Regions from separate parts of the Homo sapiens genome. Here region 1 is linked to region 2. A link is a loop called in an ENCODE intact Hi-C map of the cell type or tissue named here. Cell type or tissue: heart left ventricle. All regions are shown on one strand. Each heading gives the region's core, and the rest is flanking DNA. Links, peaks and the distances in the headings are about the cores only. Region 1 overlaps CACNA1C (calcium voltage-gated channel subunit alpha1 C). Region 2 overlaps CACNA1C (calcium voltage-gated channel subunit alpha1 C).

Region 1 (2,804 bases), core at 219-2,718, 160 kb before region 2:
GGGGACATAGCGGGGCTGCAGTCAATGCTGGTCTTCTCCATGCGTGGGAGGATGGAGGCTTCTTGAACCACTCGCAAGTCAGAAATAAAGCTGCCAGGAGCCTCGCAAGGAAATGCTTGCCCTCTTCCCACCCCCCTCACCTCGTACTGGTTATGTAAACCTTGGCTCACTCTGGCATTATTTGAGAAACATGTGAAATCCCCTCTGTGGTAACTCCATTTGGGTTAATACTTCCATCCCCAGTAAATTCCTGTTAAGATGCAAGCATAATCCCTGGCGAGATCCCACCCTGGCAGAAGCACCCACTGAGACGGTGTAGAGAGGGGACTCTCACCCTGGAAATTCAGGCCCTGAGGGAGTTGGGTGAGCACTGCTGAGGGGAGCTCTGGGCTGCCAGAGGTCAGGGGGTGGGGGAGAGGGCAAGGAAAATGGCCAAAAGAGAGGTGGAAGAGGAGGCCACGCGTGCCCACCTAACCATGTGCTAATGACCAAGCATGGGTGGAGAAGGCACCTTGTCCCTTCAGTCAATACCCATTAGCATCCGCCATGCAGCAAGGTCACCAATATCAGGCACTCTGGGGGATGGTGTGCCCAACGCTGACGCTGGCCTCCCAGATCTTATGAAATGTCTCACCCCTCCAGGAGTCCTTCCAGCCAGCTTGTGGCTCAGGCCGCTGTCACCATAACCCTCAGTGCAGGCCCTGCCCCATGCCTGGAGCCCTATCAGTGGCTTTTGTTGGATTCTACCTGCCTCAGTAAAGGTGCAGATGTGTCTTCACACATCACAGACCCCAACAGAAGATTGCTAAAATGCAATCCAAATCCCTTTTTAACCTCTCTACTTTTTAGGACTGTTCAATATCACTGATTTCAAGGACCATGGTACGTCTTTGTTTTTCTAAATAGGGGGAAATGTCTGCAACCAGCATCCACCTTTAACTCCAGCAAGAAGGGGAGCAAGGGAGGGGAAACTGCATGTCAGCTGAGCAGGAAACAATCGAGGTTTCTCTGCTTCTCTGAAGACTACAGATCAAGCCAAGCAAAGAGCGACCATCCTGAGCTATTTGTGTTTCATGTAATAATGCCCTAATGATCCAATTAGCATTGATTCTTCAGCAGCAACAATATTTTCTGACTGATCCAGCAATTTAGCGATCACTGTTGATTGATACAATTTCTATGAGTAATAAAGCAGTTTGAAAGAAATTTGTTTAAGTCTTCACAAATCACTTTTTAAAAACATTTCAATTTTAACCTTATTTCCATTTTCCATTTTTTCCCAACCAGTGGACCCTTTATGACATTTCCCTTGGGCATCCCACTCCCCTGGCCATCACGTGGGCCAGCCCTCCCTGCCCCTTGTCTGGGCATCCTCAGCCTTCACCGCCCCCCGCAGATGCTCGCTGGCTGCAGCCCGGGGAACAGATGGGCGCAATGGCTGAGCCTTAGGGAATGGTAGCCGGGCACACAGCCTCTGTGGAAATGGCCCAGGAGAGAGCCACTGGAGCAGGCTTCCTGAAAACCTGCCCTGGTAACACCGCTAAAATTGGAAACCAGGCAGGGGTGGGGGACAGCGTGGGAGGCGAGTGGGAGGGAAGAGGGACAGTCACAAACAGGGAAGGGAGCTAGAACAGACTGTCGGGATAGAATCTCCTACCCGGGAAGCGCCGGGCTTCCCAGGAAAAGAGCTGAGACCCAGCAGCTGGGTGGAGAGAGCAGCCCTGGGAATGAACGGCCCTTTTGACGTCAGGGACTGGGCAGAGGGCCGCGAGGTCTGTGCAGCTGACCCTTCCTCCAGCAGTGCCCCAGCTGTGTCTCCCACCAAGAGCCTTACGAGATGAAGCCTGTGTGTGTGGAAGGAAAGCCTCACCGCCTGGGAGAGCTGGTATTGGCCCAGCCCTCACCGTCATTCAGGTGACTGACACGGTACCCGATGACCAGTGGGCCCTGATGGAGGGGACCAAACCGGAGTGCTCTGGAGGCAACTTCTCCCAAACAGTTCTCTGGCTGTTTTGGTACCCACTCTAACGCTGACCTCCTGATTATCTTCACGGCTCCTCCCTTTTGCCCTGCCCACGGACGCTTTCCCAGTCAGGTTATTGTAGTAAAACTAGGAGTAAAAATAGCTGCTAAAATTTCACGAGCTACCATGTGACAGGCATGACGCTAGCTAAATGGTTCATATGTGTTATGTCATGTAATCCTCTTAACCACCTTCTGAAACAAGTGTTATTCCCACTTTACAGGTAAGGAAACTAAGGCTTAGGGTGGTTTAGCCACTCAGTCAAAGACATTTAATAAGCCAAGGAGTGAAGCCAGTCAAAATGAAAATCCCTGGCCTCCAAAACCAGGGTTAGGCATTACAGAACCTCTCTGGATCATGAGTCCCCAAATTTCAGCCTTAACCAGGCAGATTTTCTCCTGACTTTACTTCCTCCTCTCGGCTTCCTGCAAGTTCAGCCCTCATCCTCTGCTTCTCAGAGAAAATACCTAGATGGGGAACACCTTTCCAGGACACTCTCCTTGGACAAAGAACCACATCATCCAGGTTCCCTCTGCTCCCAGAGAATGGCTAGTCCTCTTCTCAGAGGGCACTTGGTAGGTCAGTTCCAAAGCCTATTTCTTTGAGGCCTGTCAGAGCTACCTGACCATTCTCATTCACAAGAAAGTCAGACTGACAGACTCATCCCATTTCTCTGTAAGATTCAACATGATTTTGGTGGAGTTCCTATAGCAGTTCCCCAATTCCCAAACCTTTTACTGTTCACCACTATCTCAAGGAATGTGAGAAACTTCCGAGTCTG
Region 2 (2,804 bases), core at 154-2,653:
ACCTAGAAGGTTAGCTAATGTTCAAATTTAAACAACATGCCTGAAACTCTCATCAACCTACCACACACATACTCACACATGCAGCTATTAGCTGTACCTAAATTAAATTTCCCTGTTGATCATAAACGGTACACATCTTAAATCAAACTTAAGTGGGCAATGCGTTGTAATGAATGTTGCTCGACCTCATTGCTAAACATGAAGCCACAGCTAGTGAGCCCAGCATGGCGTCCGCTCCAGGGCACGTGCCAGCCAGTGCTTCAGCCCTCTCCTGGATTCCAGGGGTGGCTGGTTCATGTTCCATGTCTCAATTTCCCACTCAGTAGAAAGTGCCGTATAGCAGAACCCAGTGTCCTTCACACACAGCAACTGCGTGTTTAAAGAGCCAGAGGTCTCCCGGGCCTTCCAACCAGGGTGACCCGTCTAACAAGTCCCATTCTATAAAGCAGGGGCTCATTTTAACTGTGTCATCCCATTAAAAACAGCAATGGTTCCGATACAAGTGTAGAATAAATGGGAATCGAACTTGGGAAAAAAGCCAGAGGCAAATAATTTTGTGACTGAAAAATACAGGGTACTAGAGATACCATCTCTGTTGCCTTTTCACATCCCTTGGAAAACTGTTTTTGCTCATGAATGAAAAAATTATTTTGCTTAACAAAGGAAGAAAGGAGGGGGAAAAGTGAAGGGAGGAAGGGAGGGGGGAGGTAGGTAGGGAGGGAGTGAGGCGAGGGAAGGAAGGGGAGAAGAAACATGGCCCGCTCCCAAAAGCAGCAGACCCATGTGAGCCACGTGGCCACTGAGCTGTATGTGTACGAGCCCCTTTATTTATCGTATCCTCTTGGAATGCTTTCAAAGCAAGAACATTACGCATGTGTAATATCCAGAAGTGAAAACAGACCCATTTGACATTGCTCTGCAAGTTTCTGCCCTAAATTAGACAGTGAATCAGAAGGTTACGTCTGCGGGTGGGTTGCAGAGAGAAAACAAAAAACCCTAGCACATGTGAGCACGTTGGAGAAAGATGGGAATCGAAGGCAAGCCTGTGTAAGGATCTTTTTTTCTCAAGTCAGGAAAGGCAGATCCAGGCGAGTCTTGTTTTACTGCAGTGCAGACAGCGACAATTCCAAACCGATAATGAAAGACCCTAAAATAGGCCCTATGTATCAGGCTGCCCTGTGTCCCTGGGAAAGAGCCATGTGTCAACTGGATGTCAACCCCAGCATTTTCTTACTGACCCACCTCCCTGACTTTTATCTCTGAGCATGCAGATAAGCACATATGACAGTCTCTAGAGATTATTTCTAAATATACCAACCCCTGTTTATACCAAAATGGGTTCCCTGACTGTCAGTTCTCCATGGGTGCAGGCAGACTCCCAAGAACAAGCCCTGGCACATCCGCTCCCAGGAGAAACCTGGGGCACAGCACAAGCCAGGACTCTGGGAACCTGGCTCCACTGTTCTACATCTGAGGTTGGGACAAGGACAAGTCCATGGTACTGACGCCACTTCTGTGAACATTCCTACCGGAGGTCAGGGCAGTATCCACAGGCTTGTTCTGCCAACCTATGGACTGCTATTTAAGCAAGCAAGAAAGATCTCAAAAGCCCAGCAACAAAGCCTCCAAATTAGACAGGAAATAACATAAACATGGCAAAGCGTTTTAGAAGCCAGAGCTCAGAAAACAAGCTGCCTACGTTCAAATTCCAGCTCTCCCATTCAATAGCTGTGTGACCTTGAGCAAATTAATGAGGCCCTGGGAACGTCAGGTTTCTTCTCTGTAAAATGGGTTTCCATAAATGTAAAATTTTCTCTAAAGTGTAAAATGTAAGAGGTCCCCACTTCATCAATGGGAGGGGAAGATTAAACAAGATAGAGTATGGGACACACTTAGATTAGTGCCCACCAGGAGCTGATGAGCAGGTCCCATGCCTGCACCCAGTGAGCGGCTGCCACCCCAGGAGTCAGGGCTCCATAAACAATGGTTATTTGTCTTCAGAATGGCCTCCCTATCATCCCTTGCAATCATCAAAGTCTCTGGCTGTAGAAACAAATCCAAATGGAGGCCTGGGCTAAGGAGAGCGGGGGTGAAAAGATGTTGGCTGTCATGGCTCTAAACTGTTTATAACTGAAGGAATGCATTAAGACACTCACACTCAGGGAACTGATTTATGTTAAGTAAATGGCCCTACATCCCTTGGACGTCTCCACTGGAGCTCCCTCCACAGCCCAGTCATTTAAACACATGGCTTGATCCGGGTCCCCATGTGGGTGTTGGCAGGTTGAAAGGCACTTCCAAAGCCAGCAGGCTCCAGAATGCCAAATATGGCCAAGCTCAGACCCCGCAAGGTAGACCACAGGGAGGCTCCCCACAGGTGCCAGAAGATGGGGAGGGGTGACTCAGATGGCATTAGCTGACAGCTTCAGGGTATGGATGGCTATGGGCTATTTTCATTTCCAAACAAAATTTTCCACCCTATAAACCCTAAAGTATTTTATCGAAGCAGGGGGGTCTAATTCATCCATTTGCTGCGGAAAGGGCAACATCTTCAGCAGGGAAGAGACAGCTATTTTGAGTCACGGCACTGGCAGTCTCCTCCCCCTGAGAGGGCCTATCAATAACAGTACTCCCTGGATGGAAATTTCCATCTCCCAGAGGAGACCCCAGAGGAGTCGCAACAAGTTCATGGTACAAAGGAAGAAGAGCAGGGCCAAGCCTGCACCTGCTCAGACTTGCCATTCAACTTTCGGCAAGTCAGATCATCTCCGAGCCTCAGTTTCCCCACCTGTATGCTGGAAACA

The links. Hi-C counts contacts between places; a loop is a spot of excess contacts. Peaks named below come from ENCODE experiments on the same cell type or tissue, not always from the same donor. Only the 100,000 strongest peaks of a DNase experiment are listed, where the experiment ranks them.
Region 1: a loop joins it to region 2, with 2.2 times the contacts of the local background. A loop is called at or near these places in 1 of 110 quality-filtered maps.

What each region holds. Positions count from the first base shown.
Region 1 is chr12:2,238,410-2,241,213 of GRCh38, reverse strand. All of the region lies in intron 3 of CACNA1C (calcium voltage-gated channel subunit alpha1 C), which reads right to left. Among named protein-coding and RNA genes, the nearest start is that of CACNA1C-AS4, 16 kb to the right of the region's middle. In heart left ventricle, for the core only: no CTCF peak of the experiment used is centred there; DNase peaks (open chromatin) are centred at 1,472 and 1,735; H3K4me3 peaks cover 575 bases; H3K27ac peaks cover 2,500 bases.
Region 2 is chr12:2,074,411-2,077,214 of GRCh38, reverse strand. The region is part of intron 1 of CACNA1C (calcium voltage-gated channel subunit alpha1 C); the gene reads right to left. Among named protein-coding and RNA genes, the nearest start is that of CACNA1C, 23 kb to the right of the region's middle. In heart left ventricle, for the core only: no CTCF peak of the experiment used is centred there; a DNase peak (open chromatin) is centred at 1,408; H3K4me3 peaks cover 460 bases; H3K27ac peaks cover 2,500 bases.